Regions from separate parts of the Homo sapiens genome. Here region 1 is linked to region 2. Evidence: read pairs that join two places in POLR2A ChIA-PET (ENCODE). Cell type or tissue: Panc1. All regions are shown on one strand. Each heading gives the region's core, and the rest is flanking DNA. Links, peaks and the distances in the headings are about the cores only.

Region 1 (8,973 bases), core at 2,487-7,486, 170 kb before region 2:
TATTTTTAGTAGTGACGGGGTTTCACTGGACAGGCTCGTCTTGAACTCCTGACCTCAGGTGATCCACCCGCTTCAGCCTCCCAAAGTGCTGGGATTATAGGTGTGAGCAACTGCACCTGGCCAGTTTATGCCTCTTTAATGCTGAGCAACATTCATTACAATCTGTGAGTACAACACAATTTCTTTATCCATTTTCCTGTTAATGGACTTTTTGATAGTTTCCAGTTTTGGGCTACCATGAATAAAGCTGCTTATGAAATTCGACTTCTTAGGCTGGGTGTGGTGGCTTGCTTCTGTAATCCCAGCACTTTGGGAGGCTGAGGCGTGAGGATTGCTTGAGCCCAGGAATTTGAGACCAGGCTGGATGACATATAGCCTGGTCTGTATGTCGTATGAAGAAAGACTTTTAGTATCTTTTTTTTTCCTCTACAAAAAAAAAAAAAAAAAAAGACCAGGGCATAGTGGCTCACTCCTGTAGTCCTAGCTACTTGAGAGGCTGTGATGGGAGCGTTGCTGAGCCTAGGAAGTTGAGGCTGCAATGAGCCATGATCACACCACTGCACTCCAGCCTAGGTGACAGAGCAAGACCCTGTCTCAGAAAAACAACAAAAGAAATACAGAAATTCTACTGGTGCATATTTCATTTTTTCTTTTTCTTTTTTTTTTTTTTTGAGACGGAGTTTCGCTCTTGTTGCCCAGGCTGGAGGGCACTGGCATGATCTCAGCTCACCACAACCTCCGCCTCCTGGGTTCAAGTGATTCTCCTGCCTCAGCCTCCAGAGTAGCTGGGATTACAGGCATGCACCATCACACCCGGCTAATTTTTTGTATGTTTTCATTTTTTCTTAGGCAGTTACCTAGAAACAGAATCACTGGGTCAAAGGGTAGGTATATGTTTAACTTTATAAGAAACTGACAAGCCTTTTCTCAAAGTGATTGTAACTTTTTATTTTTTTATTTAATTTAATTAATTAATTTATTTATTTGAGACAGAGTGTCGCTCTATCACCCAGGCTGGCTATCTCGGCTCAATGCAAGCTCTGACTCCTGGGTTCACGCCATTCTCTTGCCTCAGCCTCTTGAGTAGCTGGGACTACAGGCGCCCGCCACCACGCCCGGCTAATTTTTTTTTTGTATTTTTTAGTAGAGATGGGGTTTCACCATGTTAGCCAGGATGGTCTCCATCTCCTGACCTTGTGATCCGCCCACTTCAGCCTCCCAAAGTGTTGGGATTACAGGCGTGAGCCACCACGCCCGGCCTGTAGCTTTTTATATTACCACCGGCAAAGAATGAAAGTTCCAGTTGCTCCATATTCCCACCGGCATTTGATGTTGTTATTCTTTTAAGTTTAAGCCATTCTGATGATTGTGTGGAATTATCTCATGGTAGTTTTAGTTTCTACTTCCCCGATGACTAATGATAAACACTTGATCATGTACTTATTGGCCATTCATGTATCTTCATTTATGAATTGCCTGTCCAAGTTTTTGTCCCTTTAAAAATTTAGACCTTAAGAAACAAGCCATCCTAAGGGAGAAAAAAAGAAAAAATAATTTTAAAAATTAGGCTGTTTGCCTTTTTATTGAATTTAGGAGTTCTTTATATATTCTGTATAGAAGTCTTTTATTAAATGTGTTTTGCAGGTAGTTTCTCCAAGTCTGTGGTTTGCCTATCCATTTTCTTTATGGCATCTTTCCATGTGCTGAAGTTTTTTAATGTCAGTGAAGTCCAATTTATGGAGTTCTTTTGTGGTTATTGTTTTTTGTTTTCTGTCTTAGAAGAAATTTTTGTCTACTTCTAGGTTGTGAATGTATTCTCCTGTATTTTCTCCTAAAAACCTTATCATTTTAACTTTTTACATTTAGGTCTGTGATCCATCTTTTTTTTTTTTTTTTTTTGAGATGGAGTCTCGCTCTGTCACCCAGGCTGGACTGCAGTGGCGCTATCTCTGCTCACTGCAAGCTCCGCCTCCCAGGTTCACTCCATTCTCCTGCCTCAGCCTCCCGAGTAGCTGGGACCGCAGGCGCCCACCACCACGCCCGGCTAATTTTTTGTATTTTTAATAGAGACGGGGTTTCACCGTGTTAGCCAGGATGGTCTCGATCTCCTGACCTCACAGTCCACCCACCTCGGCCTCCCAAAGTGCTGGGATTACAGGCGTGAGCCGCCGTGCCCGGCCAATCCATCTTAAATTAATTTTTGTGAATGGTGAGCGGTAGGGATCAAGCATCAGTTTTTTCCCCCAAATGAATATCCAGTTGTTCCAGCATCATTTGTTAAAAAAAGACTTTCCTTGCCTTCAGTGGATTATTTTGTCAAAAGCTAATTGACTGTAAAAGTATAGGTCTGTTTTGGACTCTCTATTCTGTTTCATTGCTCTCTTTGACTGTCATTATGCCAATACCATACTGTTTTGATTAATGTAGCTCAACAGTAAGTTTTGAAGTCAGATACTAAAAGTCTTTCTTCTTCTTTTTTTTTTTTTTTGAGACAGAGTCTCTTTCTGTCATGCAGGCTGGAGTGCAGTGGTGTCATCTCGGCTCACTGCAACCTCTGCCTCCTGGTTTCAAGCAATTCTCCTGCCTCAGCCTCCTGAGTAGCTGGGATTACAGGCACCCACCACCATGCCTGGCTAATTTTTGTATCTTTAGTTGAGACAGGGTTTCACCATGTTGGCCAGGCTGGTTTCAAACTCTTGACCTCAGGTGATCCGCCTGCCTCGTCCTCCCAAAGTGCTGGGATTACAGGCGTGAGTTACCGTGCCCGGCCTCTTCATCTTTTTAAAGACAGTTTTGCCTACTGTAGGTCCTCTGTACATCCACATACATTTTAGAATCAGCTCAATTTTTTTTTTCTGTGAGGATTCTAGGAATATAGCTCATCAATTCTATTAAAAAATAAAACCAGCCGGGCACAGTTTCTCACGCCTGTAATCCCAGCACTTTAGGAGGCTGAAAGTGGGCTGATCACTTGAGCCCAGGAGTTCAAGACCAGCCTGAACAACATGGTGAAACCCCATCTCGATTGAAAATAACAAAAATTAGCCAAGTGTAGTGTCACACACCTGTAGTCGCAGCTGCTTGGGAGGCTGAGGTGGGAGGATTGCTTGAGCCTGGGAGGTGGAGGCTTCAGTGAGCCAAGATCATGCAGCTGCACTCCAACCTGGGTGACAGAGTGAGAACCTGTCTCAAAAAAAAAAAAAAAAATGCAGGTACGGTGGCTCACACCTGTAATCCCAGCACTTTGGGAGGCCGAGGCGGGCAGATCATGAGGTCAGGAGGTCAAGACCATCCTGGCTAAAACCGTGAAACCCCATCTCTACTAAAAATACAGAAAATTAGCCGGGTGTGGTGGCAGGCGCCTATAGTCCCAGCTACTCAGGAGGCTGAGGCAGGAGAATGGAGTGAACCCAGGAGGTGGAGCTTGCAGTGAGTGGAGATTGGGCCACTGCACTCCAGCCTGGGCGACAGAGTGAGACTCTGTCTCAAAAAAGAAAAACAAAACAAAAAAAAACTATTGAGATTATGAATAGGATTGTATTGAGTCTATCGTTCAATTTGGGAGAGAATGCATATCTTAGCAATATTGAACTTTGCAATTCATAAACATGGTATAACCGTCTCTCCATTTATTTCAGTTTGCTTTAGTTTCAGCTATGTTTTGTTTTTGTTTTTGAGACGGAGTTTTGCTCTTGTTGCCCAGGCTGGAGTGCAATGGCATGATCTCAGCTCACTGCAACCTCTGCCTTCCGGGTTCACAGGTTCTAGAGATTCTCCTGCCTCAGCCTGCCAAGTAGCTGGGATTACAGGCACGTGTCACCATGCCCAGCTAATTTTTGTATGTTTAGTAGAAGACAGGGTTTTGTCATGTTGGCCAGGCTGGTCTCGAACTCCTGACTTCAGGTGATCCGCCCACCTTGGCCTCGCAAAGTGCTCAGATTACAGGTGTGAGCCACCTTGCCTGGACGGTTTCAGCTGTTTTGTAGTTTCACTGAAAAGGTCTTACGTGTCTTTTGTTAAATTTATATCTAAGTGTTTTATGTTTTATAACATTATTATAAAAGGATATTTTAAACATTTATTTCCCATTGTTAGCCATAAGTATGTAGAAATGCAATTAATTTTTGTTTACTTTGTATTTTGAGAAATTTCTCAGGATTCACTTATTTTTTTTTTTTTTTTGTTCTAGTATGTTTTGGTTGCTTTCTTAGGATTTTTTACTTAAAGAAATATGTCACCTGCAAATAGAGACAGTTTTACTCTTCTTTCCCAATGTTGATGACTTTTTTTTTTGAGACGGAGTTTTGCTCTGTTGCCCATGCTGGAGTGCAGTGGCGCGATCTCAGCTCACTGCAACCTCCACCTCCCGGGTTCAAGTGATTCTCCTGCCTCAGCCTCCCAAGTAGCTGGGACTACAGGCACCCGCCACCACGCCTGGCGAATTTTTGTATTTTAAGTAGAGACAGGGTTTAACCGTATTGGCCAGGCTGGTCTCGAACTCCTGACTTTGTGATCTGCCCACCTTGGCCTCCCAGAGTGCTGGGATTACAGGCGTGAGCCACTGTGCCCGGCCCATGACTTTTTTTCTAGCCTTTCCCATTAGTTCAGATTTCCAGTACAATATTGAATGCAAGTAGCGGGGAAGTGTTCAGCATTTCAACATTAGAAGCATGATGTTTGCTGTATATGTCTTTTATCAAATTGACAGAGTTCCCTTTCATGAATAGCTTGCTGAGAATTTTTGTCCTGAATTGGTATCGAATTCTGTCAAATGACTTTTTGGTATTATTATTTTTTCCTTTTTCTTGTATTGTGGTGGATAACATTCATTCATTTTTGAATAATAACTCAACCTTGCATTCCCAGTATAGCTGGGATTCCCCACTTAGTCATAACATATGATCAGTTTTACATGTTCCTGGATTTGATAGTATTTTGTCAAGTATTTTTGTATTTGTACTCATAAGGGATACTTTTTTTTTTTTCGTGATGGAGTCTTGCTGTGTTGCACAGGCTGGAGTGTGGTGGCGTGATCTCGGCTCACTGCAACCTCCGCCTCAAGCAATTCTGCTTCAGGCTCCCAAGTAGCTGGGATTACAGGCGCGTGCCACCATGCCTGGCTAATTTTTGTATTTTTAGTAGAGATGGGGTTTTGCCATGTTGGCCAGGCTGTCTTGAACTCCTGACCTCAGGCAATTCGCCAGACTTGGCCTCCCAAAGCACTAGGATTACAGGCGTGAGCTACCATGCTTGGCCTATACTTTTCTTATTATATAAAAGTCTTTGTTAGGGAGTTAGGCGTGGCGTCTCATACCTTTAATCCCAGCACATTGGGAGGCTGAGGTGGGAGGATGGCTTAAGCCCAGGAGTTTGAGGCCAGCCTGGACAAGATGAGACCTTGTTTCTACAAATAAAAAACAGCTGGGCATGGTGGCAGGCACCTGTGGTCCCAGCCACTTGGGAGGCTGAGGTAGGAGGATGGCTTAAGATCAGGAGGTCAAGGCTGCAGTAAGCAGTGATTACACTACTGCACTCCAGCCTGGGCCACAGAGTGAGACCCTGTCTCAAAAAAAGAAAAAGAAAAAAGTCTTTATTAGGTTTTGCGGCTGGGTGCAGTGGCTCACACCTGTATTCCCAGCACTTTGAGAGGCTGAGGTGGGTGGATCACTTGAGGCCAGGAGTTTGAGATTAGCCTGGCCAACATGGCAAAACTCTGTTTCTACCAAAACTACAAAAATTAGGTGGGCGTGGTAGTGCATGCCTGTAATCCCAGTTACTCAGGAGGCTGAGGCACAAGTATGGCTTGAACCCTGGAGGCAGAGTTTGCAGTGAGCCGAGGTTGCGCTCGTGCACTCCAGCCTGGGCAACAGAGCGAGAATCTGTCTTAAAAAAAAAAGTTTTTGTTAGGTTTTGGTATAAAGGTTTTCAGGTCTAACAGAACAAGTTGGGAAGTGTTCATTCCTCCATTTTTTGCTGAAAAAGTTTGTGTAAGAGTATTTCTTTTTTAAATGTTTGAAATAATTCACCAGTGAAATTGTCTGGTCTAGGAGTTTTCCTTGTGGGGAAGGTCCCTCCCACAATGATGTTTATTATAACATCATTCGTAGTGATAAAAAGATGGGATCACGACGAAGTGGTGGAACAAGGAATGACCTCAAGGCACATCTGTATCAAGGAATATTAAAGAAAAAAACCAGAACTATGCCAAATAATTTGGAAGGATTTCCATATGATTTTTTAAAAGCTTTATTGAAGGATGATTTCCTTTTGTTTCTTTTGAGATGGAGTCTCGCTCTGTCATCCAGGCTGGAATGCAGTGGTGCAGTCTTGGCTAGCTGCAACCTCTGCCTCCTGAGTTCAAGCAATTCTCCTGCCTCAGCCTCCTGAGTAGTGGGGATTGCAGGCACCTGCCACCATTAATTTTTGTATTTTTAGTAGAGATGGGGTTTCATCATGTTGGCCAGGCTGGTCTCAAACTCCTGACCTCAGGTTATCCACCCGTCTCGGCCTCCCAAAGTGTTGGGATTATAGGCGTGAGCCACTGTGCCCAGCCTGAAGTATAATTTTCCTTTCATAAAATTCAGCTATTGTAAGTGAGTTTCAGGACATTTATACGGCTGTGCAACTGTCACCACAATTCCGTTTTAGAACACTTTCATCATCTGTTGGGAGGTTTTTGATAACAACTAATAAGAATAAAATAGGGCTATTTTATTAAATAGGGCTGTTTCAATTTCCAGTTTTATTTTGTGTCAGATTTGGTAACTGTGTTTTTTGAGGAATTTGTTTACCCTAAATTGTCATATTTATTGGCATACAGTTATTTGTAATACTCTCATTATTATTATTTAATTTTTTTTTTTTGAGATGGAGTCTTGCTCTTGCCCAGGCTGGAGTGCAATGGCACAATCTCGCCTCACTGCAACCTCTGCCTCCCAGGTCCAACTGATTCTCCTGCCTTAGCCTCCTGAGGAGCTGGAATTACAGGCACCCTGCCACCACGCTTGGCTAATTTTTGTATTTTTAGTGGAGACAGAGTTTCACTGTGTTGGCCAGGCTGGTCTCGAACTCCTGACCTCGTGATCCACCCACCTTGGCCTCCCAAAGTGCTGGGATTACAGGCGTGAGCCCCTGTACCCGGCCAAGGGGGACATTTAGATAATTGATTTTAACCCTTTCTTCCTTTAGTATTTACACATAAGTATCTTTCTAAATCCTGTTTTAGCTGCATCTCATAAATTTCTATATGTTGTGCTTTATTTGGTTTGAAATGTTTTCTAATTTCCCTTGTGATTTCTTCTTTACTGTTTAATTTCCAAATATTTGAGACTTTTCTAGATAACTTACTGTACTGATTTCTAATTTAATCCATTGTGGTCTGAGAACATGTTGTGTAAAGTTTTCAGTCTTGAAATGTATTGAGACTTACCTTATGGTCCAGCACATTATCTATATGGATGAATGTTTCATATATACTTGAAAAGAATATTTTATATACAGTTGTTGAATATACTGTTCTGTAAATGTCAATTAGGACAGGTAGTTAATAATGCTGTTAAGATCTTCTGTATCTTTACTGATTTTTTTGAAAGATTGTTCAATCAATTATGGGAGTAAGGTGTTAAAATCTTCATCTCTTTCTTTAGTATTGTCAACTTTTCCTTTATGTATATTAAAATTTTCTCATTTAGGCCAGGCACAGTGGCTCACGCCTGTAATCCCAGTACTTTGGGAGGCTGAGGCAGGTGGATCACTTGAGATCAGGAGTTTGAAACCAGCCTGGCCAACATGGTGAAACCTTGTCTCTACTGAAAATATAAGAATCAGCCAGGCATGGTGGCAGGTGCCTATAATCCCAGCTACTTGGGAGGCTGAGGCAGGAGAATCACTTGAACCCAGGAGATGGAGATTGCAGTGAGCCAAGATCACTCCACTGCACTCTAGCCTGGTCAACAGAGCAAGACTCCGTCTCACAAAAAAAAAAAAAAAAAAAGCTGGTTGTGGTGGCTCATCACTTTGGGAGGCCAAGGCGGGTGGATCACCTCAGGTTGGGGGTCGAGACCAGCCTGGCCACTGTGATGAAACCTCATCTCTACTAAAAATACAAAAATAGCCTGGGATAGTGGTGGGCACCTGTAATCCCAGCTACTCAGGAGGCTGAGGCAGGACAATAGCTTGCACCTGGGAGGTGGAGGTTGCAGTGAGCCTAGATCGTGCCACTGCACTCCAGCCTGAATGACAGAGCAAGATTTTGTCTCAAAAAAAAAAAAAAATTCTCTTATTTGACACATACACATTTACAATTGTCATTGCTTCCTAATGTATTGACTCTTTTTTTATCATCATGAAATCATAAGTAGTAGTAATCCTTATTTTGCAGTCTATTTTGTCTAATATTAATATAACCATTTCTTCCTCCCCTTTACTTTGAGGACTTTCTTCATATAGATTGTATTGGTTAGATAAACTTATTTTCCATAAAATTCATCCAATAAAATGAAATGTTGAAATTTCATAGTTGATCTTTAAATAATTTTTTTTTTTTTTTGAGACGGAGTCTCACACTGTCGCCCAGGCTGGAGTGCAGTGGCGTGATTTCGGCTTACTGCAAGCTCCACCTCCCAGGTTTACGCCATTCTCCTGCCTCAGCCTCCAGAGTAGCTGGGACTACAGGCACCCGCCACCATCCCGGCTAATTTTTTGTATTTTTTAGTAGAGACGGGGTTTCACTGTGTTAGCCAGGATGGTCTCGATCTCCTGACCTCATGATCCACCCGCCTCGGCCTCCCAAAGTGCTGGGATTACAGGCATGAGCCACCGTGCCCAGCCGATCTTTACATTTTTTTTAAAAGTCTGAGTCCTGGTGATCATAATTTGTTCCATTTGTAGATTCCACTTATGGTAAATGTCATCTGGTTCTTTTCGGAGCAAAGGCTGCCTACATTCCTCTTACATTCAGTTCTGTGGTATTTT
Region 2 (8,973 bases), core at 2,311-7,310:
CAACTTGGAACTACTGTTACATACAACATGGATGAATCCCACAGACCTAATGCTGAGTGGACATAGCCAGACATGAGAGTACGTATTGTGTAATTCCATCTGTATGAAGTTCAGAAATGGACAAAACTAATCAATGGTGTCAGAATGTTGGTTATCTTTGAGGGAGATATTGATAGGGAAGAAACATAGGGAGCCTCTGGGGTGCTGGAAAGTCTGCATCTTGAGCTGGGTGTTGGCTGTAAAAGTGTATCAAGTATTACACTTAGGATTTAGCACTTTATGTAAATTATACCTTAATTTAAAAAGTTAAAAAATTCAGCTGTCCAATAAAAATTAAAATAAATGAAATGCAATCCACATAGCCCTGCTAAAGTCAGGAAGAGAATGACCACTATCTCCACTACTGTTCAACAGTGTATTGAAAGTATTAGCCAAAGCAATCAGATAAGAGTTACAAATGAGGGGCTGGGCTCAGTGGCTCACACCTGTAATCCCAGCACTTTGGGAGGCCGAGGTGGGTGGATCATGAGGTCAGGAGTTCAAGACCAACCTGGCCAACATGGTGAAACTCCGTCTCTACTAAAAATACAAAAAATTAGCTGGGTGTGGTGGCAGGCACCTGTAATCCCAGCAACTCCAGAGGCTGAGGCAGGAGAATCGCTCAAACCCAGGAGGTTGAGGCTGCAGTAAGCCAAGATCACGCCATTGCACTCCAGCATGGGCAACAAGGGCAAGACTCCATCTCAAAAAAAAAAAAAAAAAAAAAGTTATAAGTTAGATGTGTAAAAATTAGAAAAGAGAAGTTAAAAGTTTTACTATTTGTTAATGATAGGATCAATATTTACAAGGCCCAAGAAAATCAACTAAAAAACTGCTATTAATAAAACAATTTTTAAAAAAAGAATTCAAAGCTAGGCACCATGGCACAAGGCTGTAGTCCTAGCTTGAGGTATGAGGATTGCTTGAGTCCAGGAGTCCAAGTCCAGCCTGGGCAACAGAACGAGGCCCAATTTTTTTTTTTTTTTTTTTTTTTTGGAGACAAGGTCTCGCTCTGTTGCTTACGCTGTAGTGCAATGTCATGATTATGGCTCACTGCAGCCTCAACCTCCCAGTTTCAAGCAGTCCTCCCACCTCAGCCTCCCAAGTAGCTGGGTCCACAGGTACATGCCACCACACTTAGCTAATTTTCTAAAATTTTTGTAGAGACATGGCCTCGCCATGTTGCCCAGGTTGGTCTCAAAATGGTCTCAAGCAATGCTCGTGTTTTGGCGTCCCAAAGTGCTGGTATTACAGGTGTGAGCCATTGCACCTGGGCTTCAAGGCCCCAATTCTAAAAAAAAAAAAATTTAAGAGAGAATTCAGTGAAATGATAGGGTATACAATTACAGAAACCAGAAGCCTTTATACACACAAAGACACAAACAGTATTACAGTGAGCATCTTCATACGTGCCCTCCTATGGATCCTTGTCAGAACTTCCCTTGGGTCTGTGCTCAGGAACAGGATTGGTGGGACAGAGCGTTCACACATTCTTCATTTGACTGAAACTGCTAGGTGGCTCTCCAGAACAGCCACACCAGCTGTCACACCCACCAGCATCCTTGCTAGTACTTGCCATATCCCCTACATATCCTCTGTGCTTGTGGAAAATGTGCTTCTGCAAAACCAGGGGCTAGGCTAGGAGTGGTGGCTCATGCCTATAATCCCAGCACTTTGGGAGGCCAAGGCAGGTGGATCATGAGGTCAAGAGATCGAGACCATCCTGGCCAACGTGGTGAAACCCCATTGCTATTAAAAATTCAAAAATTAGCTAGGCATGGTGGCGTGCACCTGTAGTCCCAGCTACTTGGGAGGCTGAGGCAGGATAATTGCTTGAACCCGGGAGGCAGAGGTTGCAGTGAGCCGAGATCATGCCACTGCACTCCAGCCTGGCAATAGAGCAACACTACGTCTCAAAAAAACAAACAAACCAAAAAAAACGGGCTAAACCAAGAAAGAAGCAAGCATGAGATGTAGGAAACAGGGATTCTAACAGGGAAGTGGTGAGAGGAATCTCTAGGATGTGCGGCAGGCCAGGGTTGGGGCACTACTGCTTCCAGACTCCCCACCCTCGCCTCCTTAAAGGGCTCAGGATATGAGGAGGAACTGGCCATAGGCTTAGTTGAAATTATTGTCATTGACAACAGTTCTTCTGTCTATAAAGTTTGAGTATTTGTGCCTTCTCTCAGTATCACTGTATATCATCCCCTAAGCAGTAGATCTATGCTTTCTTAGTTCTTCTTGCCCTAAGAATAACTTTAAAGACCTTTTTTATTTTCCTTAGAATTTCTGGCAAATTACAGCACAGTCCTCCTGACAGTATTTTTCAGGATTGTGTCATTCTTCAGGATCCATCTCTGATTATACTTCCCTTCATCTATATTTTGCCCATCCTCTCAAAACATTAGCTCAACAGGGTGGGCGCAGCGGCTCACACTTGTAATCCTTGCACTTTGGGAGGCCGAGGTGGGTAGATCACCTGAGGTCAGGAGTTCAAGACCAGCCTTGCCAACATGGGGAAACCCCATCTTTACTAAAAATACAAAACTCAGCTGGGCGTAGTGGCAGGCGCCTGTAATCTCAGCTACTCGGGAGGCTGAGGGAGGAGAATCGCTTGAACCTGGGAGGCGGAGGTTGCAGTGAGCTGAGTTGTGCCACTGCACTCCAGCCCGGGCGACAGAGAGAGACTCTGTCTCAAAAAAAAAAAAAAAAAAAAAAAAATTAGCTCAACAGGGAGCTCAGGCGGGCACACTGGTTTCCATTACTACTTCCCTCTTTTCATCTTCATCATGATTATTCATGATTGCATAATCAGGATTTCTTTTTAAAGAAGCTCCCTACTTGATATTAGCTGACAGAACAAAAGGTTCTTGATTAAATGATGGCTCTTCCCTGCTCACTGAAAGTCAAAAGCTAACAAAATACTTTGATCAAAAAATGGATTTTGATATCCATTGTTATGAAAATAGTGAAAAACTTCCAGGAGTAAATGAATAGTTTTGTGGACAGATGCTTTTAGTGGTCAAGAACCATTGATTGAGAAAGCTGTTTCTGAACAAAGAACTGGAAAAGCCAGGCTCTACCAATACACAATGTAAACGTAAATGAACCACACTGCAGGCACCTACTTTCACGGAACTCTCTCCTCCTTTGCCTGAACCGTTTCAACAGCTTTTTTTTTTTGAGATGGAGTCTCACTCTGTCGCCCAGGCTAGAGTGCAGTGGCACCATCTTGGCTCACTGCAACCTCAGCCTCATGGGTTCAAGCAATTCTCCTGCCTCAGCCTCCCGAGCAGCTGGGATTACAGGCGCATGTGCATACCACCACACCCGGCTGATTTTTGTATTTTTAGTAGAGACAGGGTTTCACCATGTTGGCCAGGCTGGTCTGGAACTCCTGACCTCAGGTGATCTACCTATCTCACCCTCCCAAAGTGCTGGGATTACAGGCATTAGCCACCATGCCCAGTCTCAAAAGCTTTCTAATTGTCTCCATGTGTCCAGACTTGTGACCCTCAAATCCAAACACAGCCATGAAGATCTACCTAAAACACAAATCTCAGAATGAATGACCTTCCCTGTGGACAGAGAACACACTCCCCACTGGCAGGCAAGCCCACACCTTGCAGATGCAGGCCCTGTCTCCCTTGCAAGCCCTCTTCCTGCATAGCTCCATGCCTACCAGCTGTGCTCTAGCCACCGCTAGCACCTACCATGCTGATTCTCACCTTTGTGCCTTTGCACACACGGTCCCCTCCATCTGGCATGCCTTCTTCCACTCTGACCCAGGTTGTTCCTTACTACTCAGTTCAGGCGCCATTTGCCTTTGGGAAGCCTTTTCTCGTCCTCACTGTGCCCCCATAACTCCCTGAGGCTATTTTACATCAGGGTATACAAGTACATGTTCTTGCATCTGTCTTTCCAACAGTGAGCTCCCAGGACGAGGAACTGGGTGTTCTTTGAATCCCCAGCCCTAGCAAAGCGCCTGGACATTGTAAACTAGATCAGTGTTTGTTGAATGAAGTTTGGTTTTTTTTTTGTTTTTTTTTTTTGAGACAGACTCTCACTCTGTCGCCCAGGCTGGAGTGCAGTGGCACGTTCTCACTCACTGCAATCTCCACCTCCCGGGTTCAAGCGATTCTCCTGCCTCAGCCTCCTGAGTAGCTGGGACTACAGGGGCGTGCCATCACACACGGCTGAATTTTTTTTTTTTTTTTTTTTTTTAGTAGAGATGAGGTTTCACCATGTTAGGCAGTATGGTCTCGATTTCCTGACCTCGTGATCTGCCCACCTTGGCCTCCCAAAGTGCTGGGATTACAGGTGTGAGCCACTGCGCCAAGCCAAGAATGAAATCTTGTCATTTGCGGCAACATGGATAGATGGGAGGTCATTATGTTAAGTGAAATAAGCCAGGTACAGGAAGACAAATACAACATGTTCTCACTCATATGTGAGAGCTAAAAAAGAGGTAGAGAGTAGAATGATGGTTATCAGAGGCTGGAAAGGGAAAGGAGAGGGAAAGATGAGTCGAAGTTGGTTAATGGGTATAAAAATACAGTTAGAAGGAATAAGTTCTGGTATTCAAGAGTACAGTAGAGAAATCAGTTAATAATTTATATGTCTCAAAATAGTTACAAGACAGGAACTGTAGTGTTCTCAGCACAAAGAAAAATAAGGAGATGGATATCCCAATTACCCTGATTTGGTCATTGCACATTACATACATGCATCAAAATATCACGTGTAGGCCGGGCGCAGTGGCTCACACCTGTAGTCCCAGCACTTTGGGAGGCTAAGGTAGGCGGATCACTTGAGGTCAGGAGTTTGAGACCAGCCTGGCCAACATGGTGAAACCCTGTCTCTACTAAAAATACAAAAAAAATTAGCCGGGCGTGGTGGCGCATGACTGTAATCCCAGCTACTCGGGAGGCTGAGGCAGGAGAATCGCTTGCATCCAGGAGGCAGAGGTTGCAGTGAGCCAAGATCTTGCCGTTGCACTCCAGCCTGGGCAACAGACTGAATGAGACTCCATCTCAAAAAAAATATATCACATGTACCCCAAAAATATGTGAACTGTTATACATCTATAATTTTTTTAAAAACCAACTCCATTCATGATCAGTATCATTGGCTCCTAAGAGGTTGTTTGGAACAAGGCTGCTGATGAGATTCATCCAAGTATCAAACCCACATTAACAATTTCTTTTTTTTTTTTTTTGAGACAGAATTTCAATCTGTCACCCAGGACAGGGTGCAGTGGTGCAGTCTCAACTCACTGCAACCTCCGCCTCCTGTAATCCGAACTCAGCTCACTGCAACCTCCACCTCCCATGTTCAAGTAATTCTCCTCCCTCAGCCTCCCAACTAGCTGAGACCACAGGTGCACACCGCCACACCTGGCTAATTTTTATATTTTTTTGTAGAGATGGGTTTTTGTTTTTTTTTTTTTGTTTTGAGACGGAGTTTTGCTTTTGTTGCCCAGGCTAGAGTGCAATGGTGCGATCTTGGCTCACTGCAACCTTTGCCTCCTAGGTTCAAGCAATTCTTCTGCCTCTGCCTCCCAAGTATCTGGGATTACAGGCATCTACTGCCATACCCGGCTAATTTTTTGTATTTTAGTAGAGACAGGGTTTCACCATGTTGGCCAGACTGGTCTCGAACTCCTGACCTCAGGTGATCCACCCCCCTCGGCCTCCCAACGTACTGGGATTACAGGCATGAGCCACCACACCCAGCCGAGATAGGGTTTTACCATGTTGCCCAGGCTCATCTCAAACTCCTGGACTCAAGCAGTCCATCTGCTTCAGCCTTCCAAAATGCTGGGATTATGGCATGAACCAATGCACCTGACCTCTACAAAACATTTTTCTTAAAATTAGCCAGACATGGTAGTGTGCGGCTGTAGTCCCAGCTACTCGAGAAGCAGAGGTAGGAGGTAGGAGACTCGCTTAAGCCCAGCAGGTTGAGGCTGCAGTGAATCATGATCATGCCACTGCACTAGAACCGAGACCCTATCTGAAAAAAAAAAAAAAAAAAATCAACTCCCACTTCTGCTTTTTTTTTTTTTTTTTTTTTTTTGAGACTGAGTCTCGCTCTGCTGCCCAGGCTGGAGTATATTGGCACCATCTTGGCCCACTGCAACCTCTGTCTCCTGGGTTCAAGTGATCCTTGTGCCTCAGCCTCCTGAGTAGGTGGGATTACAGGCATGTGCCACCATGCCTGGCTAATTTTTTTGTATTTTCAGTAGAGATGGAGTTTTACCATGTTGGCCAGGCTAGTCTCAAACTCCTGACCTCAGGTCATCTGCCCACCTCGGCCTCCCAAAGTGCTGGGATTACATGTGTGAGTCACTGCACCTGGCCCCCCACTTCTTTTTATTTTGTTTCTTTTTTGGGGGGTCTTACTATGTTGCCCAGGCTAGGCTCAAACTCCTAGGCTTAAGCAATGCACTCCCCTTGGCCTCCAAAGTGTTGGGATTACAGGCGTGAGCCACCACTCCCGGCCTTGAGTGCTTATTATGTACTATATTTCCCCATATTTTATCTAAAGTTAGTCTCTAGAATAATCATAGGAAGTAGACATTACTATTCCCATTTGATGAGAAACTCTCACAAGTCGTATGCGTGGCAGAGCCTCTTCTTCATACAGAGTGTGGAACAGGGAACTCGTGTCATTGATGCATTTAGCTTACTTTCCTAAGGGGCTTTCAAGGGGGACACTTCCCCTGGATTCAATTTTCCCCTTAGCCACTAACTTTGAAACCCAACCAGAATTCCAGACCCTTCAGTGCAGCTCTCCTGCAGTTGGTTGAGTCATTAGGATAAGTCTGAATGGAGCCTGGAATAATAACAACTAAGTTCTAGTTTTTGCTGCAGGCCCTCTAGCCCAGTCCAAGAGCACCTGGCCACCCAGAGAAGCACTGCTGGAGTGGGGGATCAGGCCATACAGCATCCACAGAGAAGCCCAGCTCCTTACTGGGACCCTGGTCCATTTCCCAAGTTGAACTTCCTGCAGGAAGAGAACATATCACATATTTTAATCCATTTGACAGTCACAGAGGAAGTCTAAGGAAGCCAGGGCATGCCTGCTTGGGGCTGTCCAAGTTCATCCTCTGCCGCCCTATCTCTGTTATGTTTGGTTTGGAAGTCCAGAAGATTGTGTTTATGTTCCCAGCAGGGCACCTGTTAACTGGTACCAAGAAAAGGCCCAAGTGTTTCTCTGGCATCTGATGGTGTCTGGATCCACCACTCTACTCTGTCTCTGGAAACAGCCCTTCCACGTCTCTGCATTCCCTGTCACCGCGTCACTGGCCTTCAGACAGAGCCAAGGTGCAGGGCAACACCTCTACAAGGATCTGCAGCCATTTATATTGCTTAGGCTACTGGTAAGTGGACTAAGGTTTAAAATTACTATCCTAAACATTTCTAGCTAATGTTAACCATCCATCCAACCAACCGGTGGTTGGAGTCACAGAAAGCTAAAACAATGTCACTCTCTTTATTGTTTATTCCCTGCCTACCCATCCACTGCATTGACATCTACTGAGGGTCCACTACAGGCCCAGGCAATGTCCAAGAGAGTCCCAGGTCCCTGCCTGGAGTGCATGTGACAATCATCATAATACAGGGCTATAGCGCATATATGACAAAGTGCTGTGGGAGAAAAGAGAAAGACAATCCAATCCCTTGGGCTCCCAGAAGAGGTGGCTTGTGAGCTGCGCCTTGAGCACCCACTCACGGAGGACAGCATAAGCAAAAGTGGGGAGGAATGTGGGCAGGAGGGGCGTGAAGAAGCGGGCAGTGGGGTTTGGAGTGACTGAACCCTAGGAGGGTGGTGGTGGCAAGAGATGATGGGGGAGTGTTGGAGGGGCCTGGGCAGGCTATGCTGAGGAGTTTGGGCTTGACCCAAAAGTCACAGTGAACCACGGAAGGGGCTGAGCATTGGAGGAACAGTCACACTCAGTGCCTTAGAACGTCACTCTGGCCTCTGGTTAGACACAGTGGGTGGAACATTTGCATTCATCTGTGTTCCTTCTGGAGCCCTGCTAATATGGCAGTGAACATTATATATGTGTGTATCTCATGCAGCCACAGGACAAAAGAATGAGAGAGGAGAAAGCAGCAGGGGAGAGAAGTGAACCAAATTTTGAATGCTGGGAGGAGATGGACAGTTGGTGACTGACCTTCCCTCAAGCATCTCTGGAGCCACAGCCCCCAGCCGGCTGTGTCCAGCACGTGGTAATTTATTGAACAAGAATGGGAGGTACTAAAATACTGACTAGAAGCTTTGTGATTTGTGGGTAAGGATACAGGAATTTCATTAGAGCCCGTCCCGCCATGTCAGAGTTTATACGTCTTTGAAGCTGGTCAGTTTCTTTAGAGAGGAACTTCACAGATGAGGAAATTGAAGTACATGGAAGTCAAGTAGTCTCTCCAAAGTCACATAGAGTGATAGCAGAGCAGGGATTTAAACTCATGGCCAGTAAATAATGAAAATATAGGATTACTAATCAAAGAAATGCAAATTAAAATCAGAGCTGGGCATGGTGGCTCACGCCTGTAATCCCAGCAGTTTGGGAGGCCCAGGCGGGCAGATCACCTGAGGTTGGGAGTTTGAGACCAGCCTGACCAACATGGAGAAACCCTGTCTCTACTAAAAATACAAAATTAGGCGGGCATGATGGTGCATGCCTGTAATCCCAACTACTCGGGATGCTGAGGCAGGAGAACCGCTTGAACCCGGGAGGCGGAGGTTGTGGGGAGCTGAGATCGTGCCATTGCACTCCAGCCTGGGCAACAGGAGTGAAACTCCATCTCAAAAAAAAAAAAAAAAAAACCAGACTGGAAATTTTGTTTTTTTGAGACAGGGTCTCACTCTGTCGCCCAGGCTGCATTGCAGTGGCCCAATAATAGCTGACAGAACCAAGCCCTGAGA

What was found. Peaks named below come from ENCODE experiments on the same cell type or tissue, not always from the same donor. Only the 100,000 strongest peaks of a DNase experiment are listed, where the experiment ranks them.
Region 1: POLR2A ChIA-PET joins it to region 2 with 5 read pairs; 3 of 35 experiments call an interaction of 5 or more read pairs at or near these places.

Annotation. Positions count from the first base shown.
Region 1 is chr14:102,268,490-102,277,462 of GRCh38, reverse strand. The region is part of intron 2 of MOK (MOK protein kinase); the gene reads left to right. Among named protein-coding and RNA genes, the nearest start is that of MOK, 32 kb to the left of the region's middle. In Panc1, for the core only: no CTCF peak of the experiment used is centred there; no DNase peak of the experiment used is centred there; H3K27ac peaks cover 199 bases.
Region 2 is chr14:102,100,325-102,109,297 of GRCh38, reverse strand. It overlaps a transcript of HSP90AA1 not described here. Among named protein-coding and RNA genes, the nearest start is that of HSP90AA1, 18 kb to the right of the region's middle. In Panc1, for the core only: no CTCF peak of the experiment used is centred there; no DNase peak of the experiment used is centred there.